2 separate regions of the Homo sapiens genome follow, and region 1 is linked to region 2. Evidence: chromatin loops called from intact Hi-C (ENCODE). Cell type or tissue: mesothelial cell of epicardium. All regions are shown on one strand. Links, peaks and the distances in the headings refer to the core of each region. The heading gives the core; the rest is flanking DNA. Region 1 has its middle 12 kb from the start of LMX1A. Region 2 has its middle 59 kb from the start of LMX1A-AS2.

Evidence for each region. Peaks named below come from ENCODE experiments on the same cell type or tissue, not always from the same donor. Only the 100,000 strongest peaks of a DNase experiment are listed, where the experiment ranks them.
Region 1: it touches region 2 in a loop (8-fold over the local background); 69 of 110 quality-filtered maps call a loop at or near these places.

The regions. Positions count from the first base shown.
Region 1 is chr1:165,362,475-165,375,238 of GRCh38, reverse strand. No RefSeq gene overlaps it. Among named protein-coding and RNA genes, the nearest start is that of LMX1A, 12 kb to the right of the region's middle. In mesothelial cell of epicardium, for the core only: CTCF peaks have their summits at 5,595, 5,794 (motif pointing right) and 7,663 (motif pointing left); DNase peaks (open chromatin) are centred at 5,818 and 7,638.
Region 2 is chr1:165,138,754-165,151,517 of GRCh38, reverse strand. No RefSeq gene overlaps it. Among named protein-coding and RNA genes, the nearest start is that of LMX1A-AS2, 59 kb to the left of the region's middle. RefSeq lists a silencer at 6,499-6,548. In mesothelial cell of epicardium, for the core only: CTCF peaks have their summits at 6,330, 6,531 (motif pointing left) and 7,858 (motif pointing right); a DNase peak (open chromatin) is centred at 6,537.

The sequences.
Region 1 (12,764 bases), core at 1,534-9,533, 220 kb before region 2:
GTGTGGAAGTCAGAGTGGTTTCATTTTATTTATTTACTTATTTTTGTGTGAAAGCAAGTTTATTAGGAAAGTAAAGGAATAAAGAATGTCTACCCCATAGACAGAGCAGCCCAGAATGGTTTTAGGTGGATGGGTCAAGAGGGTCTTTTACCTCAATGGTTGGCTTTCCTTGCTTCTTTCCCCAAAACACACAGGATGGCTGCAGGGTCCCATCAATTTCGTTAAGTACTATAAAGGTGAGATTTTTGCTAGTGCAATTGACTCGAAAGGAAACAAGCTCTAATTGTTGTCAAGCTTATCTTGAGATCGATTTGGGTGACTTCATTTTGGAAGGTGATTAACTTGTGAGAATTTTTTAAATATGTTTTTAATTCTCCTCCCAGAGGGCTAGTGGAAGTTACCCATGACGACTCTAAAAGCAGTTTAGGAAGTCTGTCAGATGATTTCAGCCCAGGGAATCAGCCTTAAAAGACCGAACATGAAACCTGCTGTCAGTAGTTCAAGTGACTGGGAAATCCACTGGGATTGAACTCCCAGTAGCTGGGTTTTCTCACCTGCAAAACCAAGACTACCGTGTCTGGCCTTCGTGCATCTCTCAGGGTAAAGAAAAATAGCAACTTATAAAATTTTCCACAGGGAGCTTAGTGAAGGGACCATGCCAAGTCTGAGGTCTGTGTGCTTGGGCCCTGCTGGTGACTGACAGCCAGAAAGGGGAGAGATGAGGCCACTCCTCCCTCCCAGGTGGACAAGTCTGGCGACAGACAGGCACAAAGCTGAATCGGGTGAATCTTTAGAGTAAGTCAATTTGCTAAATGTAAATATCACCTTTTAAATAACACAAACTTGGAATAAGCCATTAAAATATTTTTAAACTTTAAAACGCACAGGGAATCAGCTCCTGTCAAAACCAAAATCTATATGTTTCTTTTTATTAAAGAAAGATGTTCTGCTTTCTAATGGTAATACAAGGGTATTAAAAATATATGTTCACAGAAAAAGTAAATGGAAGGGAAAAATTTACTCTAAGTTCTACTCCTGAAAATTTAACCATTGTTCACTTTGTGTGAATTACATAATATGCACAAGTATTAGAATGATGCAAAACCTCATGAACATGATCTTTAAACAAAGGCTGAATACAAGACTTCATTTAGCTTTGCCTTTTGGAGGTTGGAATAATTTGGGTGTCCCTGTGGAGGCAGCAGCCCTCCGGGGAACAAGGTCCATTCTCTCTGGTCTCTGCTAGGCCACCCGCACAGGAAAAGCAGGTACACCAAGTTCCGTTTCTTAAGGGCGCCGGCACTTGAAAAGGGAGCACAAATGTCTGGAAAATGTCAGTTCCCACATTTAGGTGCATATGGGCATCACAGGGTAATGAAGACTTTGAACATCCATGCCTGGAATTAACTCTGCTGGGGCCAGAGATGGTGGGAGGACACCCCGGAAGTCCTGGCCTGTGATTGGAGAGGGGAGTCCCTCCAGCACCCTGTGAAACAGATAAGGCCGAGCTGGGCTCCTGGAGCAGTTAGAGATACATTCTTACTACAGAAATGTGTCCTCCAAGATCTCATGCGTACATTTTAGGCTTGGGGTCTGCCTCAAGGCGGAAGTGCTGCTGGGACCTGTGGCATGTGTGAGTGAGAGGCTTGGCTTCCGTGAGGTACTTTGGGGCCACAGCCTCAGTTAGAAAAACAACTAAGATGGATTTGGGAATGGAAATAATTCTTGAGAGCTGCCTTACAAATTACTCAATGAAACCTGGAGGAAAAAATCAGTGTCAGGTAAGAATGTCCAACACACTGTGGACCGGACATGGCGTGGGCTAAGAGGGGTTCTTTCAGGGGCTTTTTAGGACATCTCCCAGGAATCACAGCCTGTGCATCCCATCCTGCTCTGCAGGAACAGCTTGGAAAGAGCTGCGGTAACCTAGGAAGTTTCACTTGTTCTGCTTACAGTTCCAGGCTGAGAGCTGACAGATTTCACATGTGAGCGGAAAAGGACCACTTGTCTGGCCCTAAACCTCCAAATTACCAGCCCGTCCCTGCCCCCCGTGACCCCAGAGCAGTGGAGAAACTCACCTTCATGTGTAGTTTCTGCTTGCACACCAGATAGCAGCAGCTATTGTCAAAGGATCGTGGATGGTCCAGATTTGAAAGAAAAATATGCACACGTACAAGCCCAGGGTCTACTGAATTCAGAACTGGTGATCATACAAAAATGTTCCAATTTGAAATCCATATTCGCACTGAAAAAAGAAAATAGTGCAAGCGAACAGTGAGAACAAAGTTATAGGGAGATTGCTTAAACTACTTGAGGCCAAGTAACATTCAAGGCATTTTAAAGTTATTCTTTGCAAAAAATAAATGGGCCGGTTATAACAATCCAAAAATTTAGCCCAGTCCTGCAATAATTTGAGTTGTCAACACATCTGGACTAGGAATTCTAGGCAAGTCATATTCTGGATACCTGGTTCGTGAAAATTCAAAGAAATTGAGCACTCTATAGTCTTCATAATCACTGTGGAGGTTTTATGGGGGAAGGCTGACTTACGGACTCCCTGGTTATCAAACGGACCAACACAACAGTGATACCGTAGAGTCACAGGGGAGTCCCAGAACTGAATACCTCTGCACTGGGCTTTCTATAGTTGGTGTATTTGACTTGTCTTCCCTCTTGGCCACTTCTATTCTCCATCATCATCTGCTTTGATTGACAGCATATTTCCAATCTAAGTTATAACTTCTACTTCTCTGGACATAGGCCATCGCTGTCCACCCGATTGTTCCTTGTTATTTGTTTTTATTTCCACCTTCATTATTGTATTCTCTGTACCTCCGTGTCATCATCTATAAAATGTGGACAATAATAGCACATACCTGATACCTGATATGGTTGTTATATAGATTATGTAAGTAATACATGTAAAGCAATTGGAATAGAGTCATGTACTAAGTGTTCAATAAATATTAGTTGTTAATGTTGTAGTTGTTATTATTACTGTTATTATTGTATCTGATTCCCCTTTTTTTTCTTTTTGACTTGGGTGCTGGTAAAGTTTTACTTGTATAGGCATTGAACAGTCAATGAGAGTAGCACTTTCTTTTGGTTAGCAAAATAACTGAATCTCAGCAGATTTCCCTTTTGGGGCTATTTTTGGCTACTTTCATTGCTGCTGATGCCTGAAGGACTTCCTGATTATTTCTGGGTTTGTGGCTTTTCTTGGCAGTTGAATTGAATTAAAGAGATATTAAGTGTCTGAGTGTTGAATAAGGAGGGTGCCCTGAATTTGAAAGTAATCAAAGTGTATTCTATTACAAAATTTAATAGTCTGGACTTTCCAGTAATTCACTTTTGCCTTATGTCCAATTAGCCTGAATTAGTGAGGCATTTTACACGTGTTGAGGATGTATGTTTTGTATGTTTGTTTATATTGTACATTTTTGTGCTTATATCAGCAAAAGGGAATAGGGATGTTTGCATTCACAGTTAAATTATTACTATGAACTTTGCTCGAGGTACATAAGAATGCTGTGTGAGGAAGACCTCACTTGAAGGTTTTCCACTTTTTGTATCTTACCTCTGTAGCAAGTCGCTCCATGCAGAGAGCGGGTGGTTCCCTTGAAGAGTGAGGCGAAAGTTTTCCCCTTTACAAACTTCTTCCTTTGTTTATTTACCCACATATTCATTCATCCATTAAGCATGCATTTATTAATAGCCTACTGTGGGCACTGTGGAAACAGCAACAAGCAAACCACAAGATGAGGCTCTCACAGACCTTATCTTCTAGTAAGGGAAACAGAAAATCAGCTCTTTGATAACCAAATAATAGGTTTGTGGCGATTAATGCTATGAAGAAAACACAAGGTAAGAAGACAGTGTGGAGATGGAGGTGGAGGGTATGGGCTTATCTAGAGAGATCCAGGAGCACTTTCTCTGATCAGGCAGTAATTGAATGAGACCTAAAGAAGTGAAGGCAGGAGGCATGGAGGCATCCGGGGGAAAAGGGAACAGGCTGAAGGGAAGAAGTGCAAAGGCACTGAGGTGGGACCATGTTCAAGAACACACCAAAGGAGCACAGATAAAAATTTATAAAAAAAGAGGAGATGGAGAGGAACTTGAGATTTTTACAAGGTCATAGCAGAGCTGATTTTGAGTTCAGATTTGGAATAGTGAATATTCCAGATGACAATAAATCACATATTTGTGCTTTGAGGATCCTAACTTTAAAATAGGCCAGAGGTAGCCAGAAGTCTGGCTAAATCTGATTTGAAGTGGCTATTTTGTGTTCACTGTGGAGCAGGAATTTGAACTGCATCTCAGCTCACTGTTGTGATCAATGAGTTGATCTTCGATGGGAGCGTGTGTGTGTGTGTGTGTGTGTGTGTGTGTGTGTGTGTGGTGGGGTTGGGGGTGGCATGAAGGCCTTATATCTGCCATCCTAGAAATAGGGCAGTCTGAAGGGAAGGCACTTGTCTTCTATCCAGGTATCCAAGAGATCTCCTTGTTAGTGGACACTGGAACAGAAGCTGGGGGAGATAAGCCCCTAGAGTAATTCCTGACCTCTCAGCCCCACACCTGGCTTTGATCTGGGCTCCTCACACACTGGCACTGTGCACTTGACAGCTCGAGTGGAGAGGGGTGCTTGAGAACTATTTGCATCCCCTCGAAATTTCTTGAGAGGGGACTGAATTAATCCGTTCTTGAATTGCTATAAAGAAATACCTAAGACTGGGTAATTTATAAGGAAAAGAAGCTTAATTGGCCCATAGTTCTGCAGGCTGTACAGGAAGCATGATGCTGGCATCTGCTCAGCTTCTGGGGAGGCTTCAGGAAGCTTACAATCATGGCAGAAGACGAAAGACGAGCAAGCACTTCACATGGCTAGAGCAGGAGCAAGAGAGAGAGGGGCAGGAGGAGATGCCACACGCTTTTAAATGACCAGGTTTCATGTGAACTCACTCAATATTGCAAGAACAGTATGAAGGGGATGGCACTAAACCATTCATGAGAGGTCTATCCCCAGAATCCAATCACCTCCCACCAGGCCCTACCTCCAACATTAGGGATTACAATTCGACATGAGATTTGGTTGGGGAAACAGATGCAAACCATATCAGGGACTAAATCAAAGAATTTGAATTCTTAATGTTCATTAGGAAATGAAGTAAATTCTTGAGAAAGGAATCCATCCCTAAGTGGGATAGGGTGGACTGTGCTTACCCAGGCACTCACCTCTTCAGAGCCATAGTCCACAGCTCTCAGAAGAGGTGAAAGGGGTTGACCAGTTAGCTATTCTGGTCCAGGGCTTTCATGCCTGAGGTCAGCTGGAAGAGTGGGTCTGGGATGGTTTTCTCAATGTAATTTCTGTGCGCAGTTCCCTATGGTTGGTTCTCTTCTTCTAGGCCTCTAAATCCAGAAAGCCCGAGGGTTAAGAGAGAATCTCTTCCCCTTGCCCATCCCTGCCCCAACTCCCACCCCTCCAATTGTCCATAATCCAAGAGCTGCTCGTGGTCGTTTGAGGAGCCAAGACTTGGTTGGGTTAAGCAGATAGTCTTGAAACAAAAAGGGGACTGTGGTGGGGTCCAGCAGGGCAGGGGCCACGTGGAGAAAGAACTGGATAGAAAAACCAGAAAGAAGATGGAGATGAGGATGCTGAAATCTGTTTAACACCACAAAAGTGTGGAAAGAGAACAAAAGTTTGGGTAAAACAACTTTCAAGTTCAAAGCTGCTGTGCACACATGTGGCATGAAGATGTGGCAGGGAAGACGGTCCTTGTGTCTTTGCAGCCACTTGCCAGCAGGGTGCGCTCAAGTTCACAGCAATGCCCAGTGCCGCTGGAGCGTTGGTGGGGGCATTCTGGGAAAAGAGGGGCAAAGCTTCATTAAAAGGAATCCCAGATAATTTGGTTGAGTCTGTATTTTCCAGTGATGATGACTGAGGAGGCTCTGTTTTTAAATGCTATAACCAGCACGATTCATTTCAGTGGCTCCTGAAGAGAGGGCTTTGACGGGAGTTGCTGGTCTGCAAAGAGTCCAGCTTTGTTTTTAGCAGAGACACATCGGCCTCCTTTTCTCCCTCTTCAGCCCCTGCCTGCCCTCTCGTCGTGCTCTTTCCCTTGTGCAGATCCAAATCTGCTGCTGGGCATTTTTAGTCGAGCTAAGCTGTCGCAGAGATAAGTTCTGCGCCCACTTCTCTGTGCCCAAGGTGGCGTCTTTCTTCTCTCCCCAGGTAAGGTGCTGTCTAGAAAGAATCATGCTTGAGAGTGAGGGATGTCTGCCTTTCGATGAGATCTATGAGACTGACTCTCATGCCAGGCCATTGTGGGGCAGGAGATATTATACTTCTATTTTTCTGCGTTCCTTTGTCTGGATGGTGGGACTTGTCGGGGGGGCGGCTAGGTGACAGTTGGCCAGAGGAACAAGGAAGAACACATGTTGGGGAGGGAGGCAGCCAGTCGGCCTGCATTGTTTACCATTCCAAAGCACCAGTCACGGAGCTGCCTTGCAGGACAAGGCAAAGAACCAGGGTTAGACCTCGGAGTAAGGGTCAGGAGTAGGGGACCCGAGTTGATCAGCAGTGCCCATTTCTCAGCTTCAAGACAGTGCCTTTCACGTGTAGATGCACAGTGGGCATTTGTGGACTTAATTTTTCAGGTGGAGGATCTCTGACCCAACGATCACAATCAAATCTCTCATTAGTTTTAGTCCTGACAAAAAGTATCTATCAGTCAGAGTTCAGTTAGGAAACAAAAGCCACCCCCAGTTGCTTGATTAGAGAAAATTTAATATAAGGAATAGATAACTAGTCATAACTGAAAATGCAGGAAGAGAACACTAGGTTACCATAAATGGAGCAATTGCAAAGGGCCTACCACCCATAGGGCTGTTGGGGCAGAGTGGAGCTACAGGAGAAGGAAGAAGTTGGAATGATAAAAATTAGAGCCTTGGAGGAGATGCCTAGTGGACTCAGGACACAGACCTCTGAGGACGGGGCACAGGCAGCTGGTGTGAGTGTCTTTGAGGTGGGCATGGTGGAGCTAGCTCTGCATGAGTTGGGGAAGATGCCAGCTGGCTTCAGCTGCTGTCAGTGGGATGCTACCACTGGGATGAAGAAGCATTTCTAGGTGTTGCTCAGAACAACAGGTAGAAGTAAGGAAGTCCAAACAAGCAAACTTCTAGTAAGTAAATGCATCCTTCCTCCACCCTAACCTAGCGGAGCCTACCATGAGCCACCTGGCAAAGCAGAGAGGGGGTTTGCAGGGTCCCGGCTTCAGCGTTGCAAGGCAGGATAGAGAAGAATGGGGTTAGAGCTGAGACACAACAGCTGAAAAACTGGGACAGTGTGCTGGGCTGGAATATAGCAAAAGAGGATTTGGGAGTTGGCAAGAAGAGAATGAAACTAGAATTTCTTTTCCTTTCTTTTAAAAAATTCCTGACACTTCAAGAATAACAGATTTGACGATAAGCCACCAAGATGTTGGACTATCTGCCGGGTCTCAGAAAGCTTATATAGGTTTCTGCAGAGTAAGATGGCCCCATTCCTGACCATCCAGCTAGAGAAAGTTCTATGGAGGCTCAGCTAGCAAAGCGCTCAGGTGGGCTGGCCGCCCTCCAAAGCTGGGAAGGCCACCAGAGAACTGCAAACAGGAGAGCTACTGCCCTCTTGTGGACAACTGTGGTTCTGCAGGAGGGTAATGGGACTTGCAGGGTGCAGAGGTGGTTGGCTGGCCCACTACACCTGCCCATCTTGAACTCCAAGAATGAGTAGCTGAGAAAGGTTAGCTTGACCTTCTGATGCAAATGAGGAATCTCTCAGCATTGGTTCATGGTGGCGATGCTTTTCTTCAAGAAGAACAAAAGTCTCAGCACTGAGATCCTATTTGGCCGGGTACAGACACCTAAAGCTGAAAGAGATGCATCTGTTTCATCTGGACATCTACTTTGGGTCTTATAGTATCTTTTAGAACAGGGTTTGGCAAGCTTTTTCTGTGAAGGGCCAGAGAGCAAATATTTTAGGCTTTCGACTTTGCAATTCCAACTATTCGACTGTGTTGCTGTAGGGTGAGAGCAGTCATAGGCAGTCACTAAACAAAGGAGCATGAAGGTGTCCTAACAAAACTTTATTATGAACACTGAAATGTAAATTGTTCATATAATTTTCACATGTCACAAAATATTTTTCTTTTAATCTTAAAAGTCACTTTAAAATGTAAAAACTTTTAGTTTGCAGGCTGTGCAAAAAACAAGCAATGGGTTGGGTTTGGCCCCTGGCTGTAGTTGATGGACCCCTGATCTACAATCTTGAACAGTTAAAGTCATTAGGTGGCCAGCCGGTATGGTGGCTCATGCCTGTACTCTCAGGGTTTTGGGAGGCTGTGATGGGAGGATCGCTTGAGGCCAGGAGTTTGGACCAGCCTGGGCAACATAGCAAGACCGCGCCTCTACAAAAAATGTAAAAAATTAACCAGGAATGGTGGCACATGCTTGTAGTCCCAGCTTCTTGGGAGGCTGAGGCAGGAGGATCACTTGAGCTCAGGAGCTGGAGGTTATAGTGAACCATGATCATGGCACTGCACTCCAGCCTGGGCAACAGAGTGAGACTCTGTCTCTAACAGAAATTTCTTTAAAATCATTAGATGGTGCCATTGCAAGCTGAAATCATGGAAGCAGCTTCTCACTACCTTGCCAATCCCCAGGAAGCTGCAAATGTGTCCACAGAGTCTGGCTCCATAGATGAAAAGGTGGGGTCGACCAGGGCTATCAGTTCCCTGTATTTGGGGTTTGAAGGGGTTTCTGTGGGAGGAACTCTGGCTCTAAATTTTACCCTTTTTCTCACTAGACAGAGAAACTTGCTCTCTTTTAAATCTGTGTTACTGGGTTCTAAAAGAATGAGGTGTTAGCAAATCTGAACTGAATCAACAGTTTGGGGAGTAGCAGAGTATACCACTTCCTCATCGGTAAGAAGATACACTCCTGAATATCTTTAAACAACATGCCCCTTCAATGCACTGGAAATGTGACTACTTTAATACAAATGTGATTTTACATAATTTCCCAGGAACTCAATCATTTTTAAAGGCAAGATGCACCTGTACTGTGACTTACATTAAATGTGTGGTATTATTTGTTTCATGGATAGTTAAACCTATGAGTTGAAGATCGGAATAGAGGGAGGATGAATATGAGAAACTTGAAAGATTTTAAAGGGTCTCTGTAAAAAAAAAGTTTATGATTTGGGTTACAAAGCGGGAAGTAAAGGATCTATATTTGTGTTGTGGTTTTTGGGGTGTATGCTTAAAGAAACTGAAGGATACCTCATAACCTACTACCTGGCATGTTATGTATCAGGGAGAGCTGGGCAGAGAGCAGGGACTGGAGGCAGACTTCACTGTACCCCTTTTTTTGCACCCTTGGTTTGTAAACCCTATTATAATCTGCATTTTTCCTTCTTCATTTCCCACATCTGTCACCAGGGCCTGACTCTGGGAGGACACTAAGCTCTCTAAGTCACACATCTGTGTGTTTTCTAGTGAAGGAGGCAGATATCTAAAGGAAAACTGGAGATACCTTGTGATAAATGCTAAACAGCCTGCCAGGCAGAGGAGGTGCTAATTACCTGTCTGAGGGCTTAAGAGGTGGGTTTTCAACAGGGCAGAGAAGAAAGGAAAGTGGACTCCTGCCTGAGGACACTGCTGATTGGGTAGCAGAGCACAGACCTGTGCCAGGAAAATGGATGGGGAGTGTCTGAGTCACAGTGTGTGTGTGTCGGGGTGGGGGGGGTGTAATGTAGAGTTGTGAACGCCTGGAGTTGAGTGAGGAGGAGGGAAGAGAGAAGGGGAATGAAGGAGAGGAGGCTGGAAATGTTGAGTGGGACCAGCTTGTGCAGAGAAATTTGGATTTTCCTTGGGATGTAGGGATCCATAAGAGGCCCCAACATATATATCTGAAAACCAACAGATGACAGCTGGGAGTGGTTGTGGCTACAGACTGGAGGCCCCTCATCTGCGAGGTGAGAGGCTAGATCAGCTCTGTGCTGGAGCCCCGTCCAGGACTGACTTTTTATGACTAGGTCAGTGTTTCTTCTCTCTATGCAATTGCTTGTGCCATCCAACTGAGGCTCAGCCAGGAGCATGCAGAGCCCTCTCATTAATGTCTTGCTGTCCTAAGGAGGTGAGAAATATTATCTGTCCCATTGCTCAGGGGAGAAGTTGCAGCCTGGGGTGAAACCACTTGCCTGTGCCTGGAAGTGAGTCAGTGGTGAAACCAGAGCCTGCTACCCAGCGGGAAGAAAGATGAGACACTAAAGAAACTCCAATGGCTGTGCTCCTCCCTCCCCACCCTGCCCAGATGTTCTGGGAGACTCTGGCTGAACTCCGGGGCACACCCATCCATGTTCCTGGCAAGCATGGCAGGCCGCAGTGTTTTCACTACCCACTTTTTAGCTGCTGCTGGCTCGGAGCCAGGATGGGGTGGCTGAGCCCTGGCGAAGCTTTGGGGCTGCCTGGAGAGGGCAGGGCACCTGCCAGTGGGTGCCCTGGTACCACCAGAAGGATCAAGGCATACGTTTGCTCATTGAAACTTGGCAGCTCTAAACAGGGGCAGAGCAGTTTTCAGCTGACATTCAGGGTGGATCTCACTCTGTTTGCATATGAAATCAATGAGATAATGGATGGGAAAACATTTTGAAAAGTCACCAAACTTCTTCTTGCACCCCATCCTGCTGCTTTCCTCCTGCATTTCCTATTTCTATTACTACCACACTGTTCCCCAAGCCTCTTTGATGCCTTTTCCCCTTCATTTCTTCTCACTTCACAGCTAAACAGATGCTGGACTTTTTGACTTGATTTCTGATATTGCTCTTACATTCATCCCCCTCAAGGTCATTTCCCTGCCCTGGGCCAGACCTTGAATTTCTCACTTATACTAGAGTAACTAAGTTTATCTGCTCTACCTCCCTCTTCTCCTTTCTTTGAATTCATTAGCCACACTGATACCAGAATTAATAAGCATAGGCCAAACCCCTGATTATTTTACTCCTCCAATCCCAATCTTCCAAAGGCTCTCTATGGCCTGTGGAGTCATAAACTTAAAGTCCAGTATTCGAACCTCCTGTGTTGCCCCATTTCCTTCTGTGCACAGAGATTTTCTAACTTACCTTGACTTTCTCCCCGGATGCCTTTGCTGAAGCCATGTCATCTACCTGGAATACCTTCACCTTCAATACCCTCCTGACAATTTTTTTTTCCTCTCTGAACTTTAAGGTTGAAAAAGGATTGGGGATAAGTTATTGATGGGATAGGAAAGGAGGAAATGGAAACACGTCTTAGATGTATCAAAAACCCTTTATTTTAATGATCTTATTAATATATTCATGCAACAAATATTTATTTTATGCAAGGCACTGTGCTGAGGAGCGGGATGGAAAGATTCACTGTTTACTTCCTTGGGCACAAGAATCTGGAGGTATGAGGATTAAGGGTACATTTTCTTTTGTGTTTAATCAAACAAATCCACAATTACCACTCTAATCCAGGTGCAAAAATATCTATAAGCTGGTTATTTCTCTTTTTGCCCTAGCCGCCAGGAAGCTCAAAGGCAAATTAGACTCTCATTCACGGTATTCATTTGCTCAAATGTTCACACATAACAAGTGCCAAGTACATACTTAGAACTATGTTAGATTGAACCGTGTTATCATAGTTGCTGCCCTCAAAGAGACAACTGTTAACTCTTATATTTAATATTATCTGTTTTCTCTCTTCCTGTTTTTGTAGTTCCACCTTATTAACTTGTTGTATATATCATTTGTTTTACATTTGCTATAATTCTTTTCACAAGAGGTGAGATACAGTCAATAAACAAAAGTAAAAAATTTTCAAACACTGTTCATGAGGTCACAGGTCTGATCTCCATTGTCATGAGTTACATATGTTCTTTTATTATAGACTCTGTCCTAAGCCAGCTAGACATATAAATAATGTTGGAAACACAGTTTGATTGGATCGTAACAATTTTGTAAAGCTTTACTTTTCTCTGTGTCACCTTGTAAACACAGAGTGACATTTAACATTCTATCACAATTCAAATATTTAGCCCCACATTATTATTTTGGTGGGGGTATGATTTGTTTTTCTGCTCCCAGTATATAATTTTAATTTAAAAAATTCATTTCACTATTGGTAGTGTTTGTCACCTCAAATCCTGTTTAGAAACTAGGAGAGATATATTATATAAATAAATTAACAATGGAATAAACACGGCATATCCATCAGAAGAATGAGGATGGATGTACGTTCAGGGGCAGGGGCATTCTCAGTTCCATTGTGGTTTAATGCTCTTGGTAGGTGAAGACACAGGTAGAGTCCCTTCCTGAAAATACCTGTAGGAAGCTGGAGTCTTGCTACTGGCTTGATGGAGATGGTCTCTGCACCTGTTGCAACACAGCGCTAATTCAGGCCAGCTGCCTCTGCCCTAGGCATTGCCTGCCTGTGGGGCCTGTTCCTAGCTGTTGTAGCCAGCACAGGGACACCCTAATGATGCAAAAGGCTTCAGCCAGGCTCCCAACTGCTCCCTGTGCATTGTCCCCGAGGACCTCTGCCAAATTCATCCATACATTCACCGCGTGGTAACTGAGATGTGGTGGCACATGAACCAGGCCCAGGAGCTAACAGACCTCACCTCTTCACAGATCTCTCCCTGTTTTGATGTCTGGGGGAGTTCACTTTTCATGCCCCACCCTCCCCCCATTATTTCCAGGTTTCTGG
Region 2 (12,764 bases), core at 2,483-10,482:
GTGGTTGTGAGCTTTACGAAGAACAGAATATTTACATCATGTTAAAGTTTCTCCCCACAAATATTTAACTACAAAGGGAGAAAATAGTAATTATGTTGCAGTGGAGAAACATGGTGGACATCACCTTATCCAAGTGATCAGAGCTGCCTGTACCAGTATCGAGACAACCTGACGAGCCATGCCTCTGCTGTGATACACTGAGAAGGGCATAGCATTCTTCTGTGGCATTTCTGTCCAAATTCTGCAACCTGAATTTAGTCATGAGGAAACACCAGACAATCCCCAAATAAGAAACATTCTACAAAACAACCGGCCTTTACTCCTCAGAAATACCCAAATCATGAAGGACAAAGAAAGGCTGAGGAAATGTTTCAGGTGAAAGGAGGCTTAAAGAATCATGATAATAAGTGCATCATTGTAGATTGGATCCTGGAATGGAAAAAATAGCTGTAAAGGACAGTTTGAGAGAAGGGGCAAAATTTGAATATGGACCGTGGGTTAAATAATAGCATTATATCAATGTTAAATTTGCTGATTCTGATAATTGTACTGAGAGGATATAGGAGAATGTTCTTGTTCTTGAGAAATATATACCAAGGTATTCAGGGATAAAGGGACATGATAAATGCAATCAAAGCAAGACAGTGAGAGGGGGCAAGGGAGAAAATGGTTAAGCAAATGGGGCAAATCATTACTAATTGATGCATGTGATGCATCCCGATAAAAGACCGATGGGCTTTTCGTTGCTGTTGCTGTTGTTGTTATTGTTGTTGTTTTGAGACAGAGTCTCCCTGTGTCACCCAGGCTGGAGTGCATCAGTGTGATCTTTGCTCACTGCTACCTCCTCCTCTCGGGTTCAAGTGATTCTCCTGCCTCAGCCCCCTGCCCCTCGAGTATCCGGGATTACAGGCACCCATCACCATGCCCAGCTAATTTTTGTATTTTTAGTAGAGATGAGGTTTCGCCATGTTGGCCAGGCTGGTCTCCTCCTGACCTCAAGCGATCCACCCTCCTTGGCCTCCCAAACCTATAGGTTTTCCCCCCCCTTTCTTATAACTTTTCTGTTACAAATGATATACAAAAAAATCAAGATACTATAAAAGAGAAAAATGTAACTATTATGGGCATTTTTTTACTTTCTTATAACTTTCCTGTAGTTTGAAATGATGTACAAAAAATCAAGATATTATAAAAGCGAAAAATGTAAGTGTTATGGGCATTTTTTTGTACTTTCTTATAACTGTTCTGTAGTTTGAAATGATGTTTCAGTGACAAAAAACATCATGATAAAAGAGAAAAATTTAACCGTTATGATGGTGATTATTCTTACCCCATCTTGCACTGCTTTGGAGAGAATTAAATATCAATTATATTACAAGAACTTTCATTTGTATACTATTTCAGAGTACGCAACATGCTTTGACATTCATTATCTCATTTAATTTTCACAATAGCCTTTTGAAGTAAACAAGGCAGGAATTTTATTGTCCCAATTTTACAGGAAACCCAAGGTTAGACACCTTATGTCCCTTTCTCAAAGTTACGGAACTAAAAAGGAGTAAGGTCGGGACTTGGACCCAGGCTACCTAACTTTTACTACAAAGCTTCCGCCATTACACTAAGATATGTCTGACCTCTGCAGCATGTGTGCTCCCTACCGGTCAGGTGTGGAAGACGTGATTATGATTAGAGTGTGATAATGTTTGGGTGCTCTGTAACTGCAGCTCTATCACGGCACTCATCTTGGATTATACCCTTCTGTAGTATAGCCTTCTAGCAAAGTATTACAGACATTGTCCTATTTAATATTTGTCTTGTGGTAGGTGGTCATACCAGTGTCAGTGCCCAGACATTACTATACACATAGATTCAGGTCCCTTTTCCCTCACACATGCTGCTGTGATCTGAATACTTCTATTTGCCCAAAATTTATACGTTGAAATCCTACCTCCCGAGGTGATGGTATTAGAAGGTAGGGCCTTTGGGACGTGATCAGGTCATCAGGGCTCCACTCTCATGAATGGAATTAGTGCCCTTGTAAAAGAAGACCCAGAGAGATGCCTTGCCCCTTCCACTGCGTAAGGACTCAATGAGAAGGTACCATCTATGAAGCAGGAAAATAGCCCTTAGCAGGTAATAAAAGTCCACCACTGAGGAGGGGTCATGGGCAAGTGAAAGATAATATGGGATGAACAGCAAATGAGGCAAAAGATCAGATGATAGGAAAGTCAACAGCAGACCATGATGATTGGTCTAAGGTGCAAGTCTTGGAAGAGTTTCCAGGATTTTTCACTTAGAAGAGTGAAGATTAGAATTTCAGAGCACCTTCTCTTCAGAGTAAACAGGCAGGGAATTCCCTGGGATGAGACTCTTAAAATCTATAACCAAGCTCCTCAGATTTACCTTCAGGCCCATTGCAAGCCTTAATGTTTCCTGATACATTGTTATGACCCTGCCATTTCTATAGCATCTTTCCTGTTCTGAATCCTTAACCCTCTGATTATTTGTGTCCTTCATTTGACTCTGATCACATATCACCCTATTTGGAGTTGCTTGGGGGCTTGCACGCAACCACCACACACTCCTTAACCTGGAAGTTAGGTTTCTGCTTTGTTGAAACAGTTCTCCAAGTGGTCACCAACTCCAAAGACCTGCTCTGAGTCTTTACTCTCCTCCATTTACCTAGGGCAGGCATTTTTAGCCTTTTAGGATATGACCAGAATGCAGATATGCACATATATACCATATTACCTACAATTTGATCATCTGTTTTTTTTAATCCTTTCTCTTAAAAGTATAAGGAACAGGTTTTTATTTTTTTAATTATTTTTATTTTTATTTTTATTTTTGAGAGGGAGTCTCGCTCTGTCGCCCAGGCTGCAGTGCAATGGCACCATCTCGGCTCACTGCAAGCTCCGCCTCCCGGGTTCATGCCATTCTCCTGCCTCAGCCTCCCGAGTAGCTGGGATTACAGGCACCCGCCACCACGCCCAGCTAATTTTTTGTATTTTTAGTAGAAACGGGGTTTTTTTGTTTTTAACCTTCTTACTTTATGAAGCATGGAGTCCAGATACTTGGCTTCAGGCAGCATCAAGAGGCACTGTGTGCACTGTGCTTACCTTAGCAGCCAGCAGGCCTCTCTCTGCTGCTTCTCCCTGACCAAGCTTAGTTTTTAAGAGACCCTGGCTTAGCTATAATCCTGTCACATCAAACTTCTATGAAGTGTGCTCAATTGAGAAAGACAGGCAGAGAAAAGGTGGGGACAGAAAGCGTGTCTCCTGACTCCACTTCCACCTTCAGATTGTTTTTCCCCAGTCAATCCAGCCTCAAAACACCTGGGTAGTTTTCCTATGTGACATCAAACATAAGCGTTGACTGCCAAGTTATATGAACTGATCAAACAGACTTTAAAAATCACACTGTGAGCTTCTAAAATGCTTTCTGCTTCATAGGGATGTTTGGAGATGGATTATACCACATCTGGGATGAACTTTGAGCTTCTTGGGAGAAATTATTATGCAACACTCTTTTGTAAATCTTTTCCAAAATTGCCAGGTGGCCAAAACTGTATTCTTCCACAAAATTGACTTTAGCCTTCCCCACGTTTACCAGCATCACATCTTAATCACCAGGTTGTCTCTCCTCCAGCTTCCCCTCACTTCTTGAAGATGAATGAGAACTCAGGAGTTCTGAGTCCATGTCCAGAGCATGTTCCATTACAACTGCTTGAGATGCGATTCAAGGTGCAAGTCAGGGTTGAGCAATGATAACGTGGATAAAAAGAAAGGCACCTCCACGGTTTTCCCTTGAGGAATGTACAACATGGTTTGAGAGTGTGACTTACGTGTGCCAAATCTAATTCTGTATGTCAGCATTTCCGAAAGTGAATTCCTTGGCATTTTAGTTTCCCCCAAATCTGAAAGGTGTTACATGGGAGAGAAAACTCACCCATTCACGCTCGGTGGGATGAATCGGCCAATGATTAGCCATCCACGGTCCAGTACTTTTAGGACACATGGACACACAATAGGAACTCAGTAAAAGTTTGTTTAATGAATGCATGACTAAAACCCTGAGTTAAACAAAATTGAATGGGGTTCCTTGTAGCATGGTGGGTCAGGTTCTCCAGAAGCAGACCTTGAAGTGAGGACATATGGGCAAGGAACTTATGAAAAAAGTGCTCCCAAAAGCAGCCAATGAAGTAGGAAATAGGATAGGGAAGGGAGAAACGAAGACCAGGTGCCATTTCAGGTGATCACTTAGGCCCAGGCAGCTCTGGGGCTTGAAGTATTTCACAGAGTTTGTTCTACTTAAAGGCAAAGGGTTAGGCTTCTCAACATCTGCCCATCATTGTCGTCATTGACCATGAGCCTCCTGAGGGACTGTGAATTCTCAGGTACTTTAGGCTTTCTGTGCATCCGCCAATACTCTGAAGAAAGTTGTGAAGAATGCCAAAGCTTGGGATGAGCACAAAGAACTGTAAAAGATCTCCAAGGATCTGGGTAGAGCATTAATAACTTCTGCTACATGCAGTTTCTCAAGACCTTTACCATATAGATATAAATTGTGAATGGCCAAGAGAAAAAGTGAACACTTAGTGTTTTCCAAATTTATTTGACCACCGAGTACGCTTTTCCCCTCAATCCTTCTCAGACTGTTTTTTTTCTTGTGCATGTGTGTGAAACATTCTTCGGTAAATGCTGCATATATTTTTCTCTCTTTTGAAAATTTTGTTTTAAAACATAGATTAAAATTGTGCCAATGGGCATGAGTTGGCTAGTGATTCCCTGCTTTCCAGCCCATTTCAGCTTATTGGCCTGCATGCCGCTCAAAAGTATGCAATACTTTTGAGAGCTGAAGATATTTAATGTCACCTAGGGAAAGTGAGGAGGTGATGGTCCTTTGAGATTTAAATGGCATTTTGGTCTTGGGTTTCAGGAACTAAAAAGCATGTATATTACAAAATAGGTGAATATAAAATTTGCATACCTACAAACAATGATAAGACACTAGATAAAAGGACAATATTAAAATATCTTCTTTCTAAATACTCCGTTGAGTAACAGCTAGTAATTTTCCCTCTTTGTAACACCTCTGGCAGATATTAACCCAAGGCCAAAGCCTGGTTTTGTCCACTTTTTCCAGAGAGCTGAGAATTAGTAAAGAATGCTCCAGGCTAGGTGCGGCAGCTCATACCTGTAATCCCAGCACTGTGGGAGGCCAAGGCAAGTGGATCACCTGAGGTCAGGCGCTCGAGACCAGCCTGGCCAACATGGTGAACCCCTCCTCTACTAAAAATACAAAAGCTAGGGGGGCATGGTAGCACATGCCTGTAATCCCAGCTACTCAAGAGGCTGAGGCAGGAGAATCGCTTGAACCCGGGAGGCGGAAGTTGCAGTGAGCCAAGAGTGTGCCATTGCACTCCAGCCTGGGCGACAAGGCAAGACTCTGTCTCAAAAAAAAAAAAAAGTTCCAAATTTAATAAATCCATCTCAGATACAGGGAGAAAGAGTAGGAAGGGGGAGAGGAGAGAAGAAAGGGAAGAAGGAACACCCACCATTTCTGTCCATGAGACCAACCACCCAATCACTGGAATGGCAGGCTACATTTATACCCTGTCCCGAAGAGTTTGCAGAAATAGCTCTTCCAGATCTAGAGAAGTGTGAGTTTATTTTTTTTTAACCCAAAACATTTCCAAATTCTGAGAAGGAAAAATGTCTTAGTGTCGCAAGAGCCAAATGGTAGAGGCAATAGTTGAGTCCTATACAATGTTATTCTCCAAGTGTAAAACTGCCAGATCGGTTTTTCACATTTAGATTTGCAAGACGCCAGCAATGTCAGAGCCAAACTATCATCCTGGTTAACTTTCTGATTACAAGAGCTTTGGAGAAGATTCATGCAAAAACTCAAACAATGAAGTATAAATGCTCACACTGGCTCACCAGAATGCTCACCAGAAGAGATAATAATTTTCAAATGTTTTTTAAAATCATGCTTTAGGTATAGTTCCTACCCTGGAAGCAGACATTTTTCTTTTATTTTATTTTAAGCAAAGGCTTGCTGCCTTAGTTAGAGAGTTACCACACTGAATGCTTGTAGAGTTTTAATTTCCCATGGTGGTTTAATGGTAGCACAGCCCACCAGCCATTAAGCTGTCGGCAAGAGCTTTGGAAAACGGGAGCAAACAAAGCAGCAGGGCAAGGATGGACAACTTCATCCCTGGGCCACAGGACTCTAGCCTTTAGCTCGTACATTTGCATTTAGTACACATGCAACCTTTCTACATACTCATCAAATTCACGTTGGGCTGAGACCCAATATAGCCAAGAAGGAAAGCTTCCCCCCAAAATGAACAATTTCTCAAGTCAGAGTGGGAGAGTTTACATGGAACTTCTCATATAGTGTTTGCTTTCCATGAACTTCTATTACCACTAGTTTAGTTCTGGATGCTAAAAATGTTAAGTCCCTGCACTCTGACGTCCTTTTAGTTTTCTGTTTTCTGGGGTGTGAGAGTGCCCTCTGGTGGGCATTTGTTGGAAAGTAGCACTGAGGAGGCTCTCCACTCTGCGAGGGAGAACAGTACATTCCATGGTGCACATGGAGCCTCCACGAAGCGCACGAACCAATGTGAACTCTCTTCATTCCTCCTCTACTCCTGCCTTCATTCCTCCAATGCCTTCATTCCTCCTCTACTCCCGCAACCTCCCCACGGTCGTGTCAGAGACCATGTATTGTCTAAATCAGTGCTGTCCAAGAGAACTTTCTACAATGATGTAAATATTCCACATCTGTGCTGCCCAATATGTTGGCCGCTAGCCACTGAGCATTTGAAATGAGCCTAGTGGGACTGAGGAAGTGAATCAACACTTTTACCTTTACATCAACATTTTTAATGAGGTGAAATCCACATAACAAAATTAGCCGTTTTAAGTTGTACATTTTAGTGGCGTTTAATACTTTCATATTGCTGTGCAACCAGCATCTCTATCAAGTTCCAAAATATGTTCATTACCCCATAGAAACCCTGTACTTATTAAGCAGTCACTTCCCATTTCCACCCTTTACTCAGTCCCTGGCAACCATCAATCTGCTTTCTGTCTCTATGGGTTATCTATTCTGGATAATTCATATAAATAAAATCCTACAATATGTCAGCTTGTGAGTCTGGCTTCTTTAATTTGCCATAATGTTTTGAGGTCCATCCATACTGTAGCATTTATCAACACTTCATTCCTTTTTATGGCAGAGTAATATTTCATTTTATGGGTATACCACATTTTGTTTATCCATTCATCTGTTGGTGAACATTTGGATTGTTCTAACTTTTGGCTACGCTGAATAGCACTGCTGTGAACATTCGTGTACCAAGGTCTGTTTGAGTACCTATTTTCAATTATTTTGAATATATACCTAGGAATGGAATTGCTAGGTCACACAGGAATTCTTTATTTAATTTTTTGGAGAGCAACCAAACTCTCTTTCAAGGTACTCAATTTTAGATTTTATATAATGTTAATTAGTTTAATCCCAACTTTGCAACAAGACCTAATGATTCCAGAGCACCTTGATTCTTTCTGAGCACTAGAGCAGGGTGCTCAAGAACTGCCAAGGCAACATTTAAAAAATATATTCCTACAGGGAAAACATAGGTAGCCATAATCTTAACATTTTCCCTGCCTACATCATAGGGAAGAGATCACGACCGTGGAAAGTAAGAATTGAAAATGGCTTTAGGGGCAATTATCCCAGCCCTAACATTCACAGATGAAGAAACTGAGGCCCAGAGAAGTGACATTTTCTTCCTAAGTATTTGATGGGCACCCCACTCAGGGCAAGGGCTGGGAGGAGTTGAAGGCAGCACATGGGCACTAGGTGGCAGCAGAGAGCACGGGGGTAATAGAAATAGGAGGATTGAGGGGGTGGCTGCAGTGAGACTAAAACCTACTTACTGTCTAGTGTGTTGGCCAGAGGGTGGGTATGTGGGGCTGTTGCCAACTTGCCTGGGTTAAAGTCTAGACTTCGTTGTGTCCTGAGACAAATCCTATGGTCCTAGCTTCAGAGATAACATGAATCCAGCCAATTATCACTACCTTTCTCATTACCACCCTGGCCCAAGCATGGACTACTGCGTGGCTTTCTATTCAAAACACCAACTTGCCCTCCCACCCCCACCAACTGCTTCCACTATTGTCCATTTACAGCCTTCCCCAGCAACTGGTACGTTCTCATTACACATTTGAAATCCAAATCCTTACTGTGGCTTCCAAGACGCTATACATATGTGCTCTGGCTACTTTTCCTATCATTCTCTCTCCTGTCCTCTTCTCCAGTAACAGTGGCCTTCTTGGTCTTCCTCACACTTGCCAAGCATGTTTTTCATTTGCCCCTCCTGTCTTTCATTCAAGTCTCTCCTCAAATGTCATCTTGTTAGAGAGGACTTCTCTGAGCATCTGTATTAAATAAAAGCCCTTTTACCACCATCCCCACTCTCTATCCTTGTCCCATTTATTATTATTTTACAAAGCTCTTCATTACCTGGCATTATCGTAGCATATTATGTAGAGAAAATTGTTTTACCCCCCACTGGAATGTGAGGTCCATAAGGGCCAGGACTTTCTGTCTTGTTTGTTCTCTGTTGTGCTTATAGAGACTTGCATATAGTGTATAAAGAAAAGGAGGAAGAAGGGAAGGAAGGAACAAAGAAAGGAAGAGAGGGAGGGAGGAAGGAAGGGAGGGAGGAAGGAAGGAAGGAAGGAATGAAGGAGAGAAAGGAGGAAGGAATGAAGGAAGATAAGAAATGAAGATTATCTTGTCAAGTTAGCCAATCTCTCTTAAATCTTGGTTTTCTTACCTGAAAGGTAGGATTAAGAATCATATCTACCTCACAGAGCTGTTGGACCTTGAAATGGCTCTCTTCCATGTGCTTTCTATTAATGCAATTATATGAGAGGGATCTATTGCCAACAATTTATCTGATCAGTATGCCTTATATGAAATAGGGACTAATCATCCTTAAACCAATACCCATTCCCACCTCCTGAGAGGACCATCATATTAATCAGTCTGGAGCTGATGCAGGTGTTTGGGAAGAAACTTTATTTTCCAAGAATCAATAGTCAGGAAAAAAACATGTTGCATTAAAACACGTCTGTATTGTTTTTAAGTGAGGCCTGGATATACTTAGCTCTTAAGTTCTAATGATGGATATTTTACATTTCTCAGTATCCTATCAATGTCTTTTGGTATTTGGAGCCACCTTGACCCAATTGATTACCCAGGGGTTCATAACTCCTCAATTGGTAAGATGGTCATGCATGAAAAAAACATAGCTTAACTTGGGGGTACCTACAGTACCTCTGTAGGGGCTCTGTAGCTTATGCCTGGGGCTGGTAATTATACTTAATAATAAGGTTGGTTCAGGGATTGTATAGTCAAAAATGTGGTCTGGAGAGTTCAAAAATTCATCTTGTGGCTGCCTCCCTGTTCTTCATTCCTGGACCCAGCTTTCTCAAGTTACTTTCCTTTTGACCAAAGCAAGTCATAATCACAGGGAAGGGACTTCAACCAAACATCTGCTCGAGAAACAAGTAGAGCTATTCACCTGTATAATCAAAGAGGTTCCTAAATTACACAGGGCACAGCAGTGACCTGGAATCCAACCACAGGAGGAGCCATACTGGAGGTCCTTCTTGTAGTAAGAAGAAACTGACTGAGAGGGAAACTTGTTTATAGCGGGTGCTAAAGCCACATAACCCCCAAGCCCACTTAATTCAGAGTCCCAGGCCAGCACAGATCTTCTTAGGTGGAATTCCACCTGGGGCAGGGGGAGGAGTTGGTGGTAAGAGATGGAAGAATGATGCTTAATGGAATAGGAGGAAGGAGGGTGGAACAGGAGGAAGGAAGGAAGGAAAGAATAAAGATATGAAAAAGAAAGGAAGATGATCTTGGCAAGTTGGCCAATCTCTCTCTTTTTTAGACGGAGTCACGCTCTGCCACCAGGCTGGAGTGCAGTGGAGCGATCTTGGCTCACTGCAACCTCCACCTCCCAGGTTCAATCGATTCTCCTGCCTCAGCTTCATGAGTAGGTGGGACTACAGTTGCCTGCCACCATGCCTGGCCAATTTTTGTGTTTTTAGTAAAGACGGGGTTTCACCATGTTGGCCAGGATGGTCTCGATCTCTTGACCTCATGATCCACCCTCCTCAGCCTCCCAAAGTGCTGGGATTACAGGCATGAGCCGCCGCACCGGCTTGGCCAATCTCTCTTAAATCTCAGGGCAAAAGACAGATATATGGCAAAAGAAAGTTGAAATCTACTTCTGAACTGTAATCGCTCCTTACATAGAATTAATTGATCTCCTAGAAGTTGAACGCTTTCTTTTTGCAAATGAATTATCCAAATAAATTATTTACTGAACATTGAGACTTTAGTTGCTTTGAAAAAATTAGTCTTCCTCTTTTTCATTTCTGGAGTCATCTCAGGCTAGCTTTCCTAGTAAGATACGTTTTCTTGTGGGACTCATCTTCTAAAGCAACCACCTCTTTTGCCTTGTAAAAGCTGACTCTCGTGCTCTGGAGAAAGGACAATAAAGCTTCTGAGCTGACATACGCACCTGTTACCTGTGGTCCCCTGAAGCCAGTGAGCCCTGCTTGTTTCCTGACCCAGGAGTGATGGCAGTTATGAGATGGTGAAGTCAGGCCAACTGCAGCATCCCAGCCTAGGAGGGTGGGACAGCACAGAGGCAGGAAATTTTAGAGCCCCTCAAGCCAGAGCAAGGACCAATCACCTCCTCTTTCTTTGCCTAGGGGACAAAACTTGTTCCTGAGCAAAGAGCTAGGCATACATTCAGCAACACACAGTCTACTCAAAAAATATTAGAAAAATTTGCCCTTTTCTGGAAGAATATCTTTCTGCTGTTCCCTGAGAGCTGCAGTGTGGGACACCCCATATATGCCCGTTCTAGGGTTGCCATCCATGTGCACACAACAATGCTCTGCAGGGCTCTCTGTCACCTCTTCTGAATGTCATTCCACCCTCCTCCCCTCCTATAGCCTCTACTTTCTCTCCCTCTTCTTTCTTCTTTCCTTCTCCCCTTTTCTCCTTACCTTCCTTTTTCTTTCCCTCCTCCCATTCTCCTTCCTTTCCTGCCTTCCTTCTTTCCATATTCCTTCATTCACTCATGACACATGATGGTTGAGAAAGGAAAGAAGTGGGAGGCAGCCCTGTATGACCACAGAGTGCAGCACAGAGCCTTCGTTCAGTCTGTCCACCCCTTTTGAAGTCCCAGCTCAAGGAGTTCAGCTTTGCGGAGTTTTTCCTTAGTGCCTCTAAGGAGAGCCAAGTGCTGCTTCCTCTGGCCTCCACTTTTCTTGTTCAAAATTTCATCACAGAATTTCCTAATTTGTGTTATTATCTGATTCTATGGGGCTCTCCCTACTGGACAGTGAAAGCTTGAAGAGCAAGGACTAATCTCATGGATTTCTGAGCTCGCAGCTGATACTTGTTCTTGGTCCACAGTATGTGCTCCATAAGTGTGAACTGGATAAATGAATGAATAAAATGCATGGTTGATTTCCTGCAATCTGGAGAATAATATCAAAGTTCTTTAGGACAGTCTCAATGCGTTGCTCAGTCTGCTCTCAACTTGGTCTATGTGATTTGAACACTCTGGATCATCCAGAATAAACTATGCATTGCCTCCTTGATATCTGCATACATTCCCACCTCCTTTTCTTTTTTCTTTTTCTATTGTTTGCAATGCCTCCTTCTCCTCTCTAATGATATAATCCCTACTCATTTTTCACTGTGAGTTTTCATCTCAGTCCTCTGTAGAGACTGTCCTGTCCTCTGCAGCCCTACTTTCCTACTCTGATATACTCACACTGCACTTAATCATTTATGTCTTGTAGCATCTTTTATAGTGGTTTTGAAATTGCTAGTCAATGATCTATAACTTCTTAAGAATGTCTTTCCTGTTTCTTTTTTCTTTTTCTTTTTTAAACAGGGTCTGGCTGCTCAGGCTGGTTTGCAGTGGTGCAATCTTGGCTCACTGCAACCTCCGCCTTCCAGGCTCAAGCAATCCTCCCACCTCAGCCTCCCAAGTAGCTGGGAATACAGGTGCATACCACCATGCCCAGCTATTTCATGCCCAGCTACTTTTTTTTTTTTTGTAGAGCCAGGGGTTTCACCATGTTGTCCAGGCTTGTCTCAAACTCTAGGGTTCAAGCAATCCTCCCACCTCTGCCTCCCAAAATGATGGGATTACAGGCATAAGCCACTGTGCCTGGCTCTTTCTTTTTTCTTGCAAGCTTTCTGAAGGCAGAGGTGATGTCACCTACTTGTGCAATTGGCAATGACTCCACTTCTTTCCCCTGTCCTTTCATCTTCACCCTATTTCCTTGTTCTCAGTTTCACGGATTACCATGCAGCAGCATGTCTTCTAGAAATGCAGAGCCATTTTGCTTTTGTCCTAAAACTGCTGTTATAAACAGAGGAAACCATTTCTCTGCCAAATTTTCTTTCTAAACTATGTGTTCACCAACTCTTGATGATACCTAAAAGGTAACTTTACCTCTTTAAAAAAATACATATGCACCCTGCTTATTCCCCAAACATTCCTTGGGAAAGATGACTCAATATAGGGGTTTATTTGATACCACTGGGCTTTATTTGGTCCCACTTTCTCTGAGATTAGATTATATTGAGTTGTTTAGCTGCAGTCTGTCACTATTCATCTTTGTACCTGGCTCTTATCGTAGGCCCTG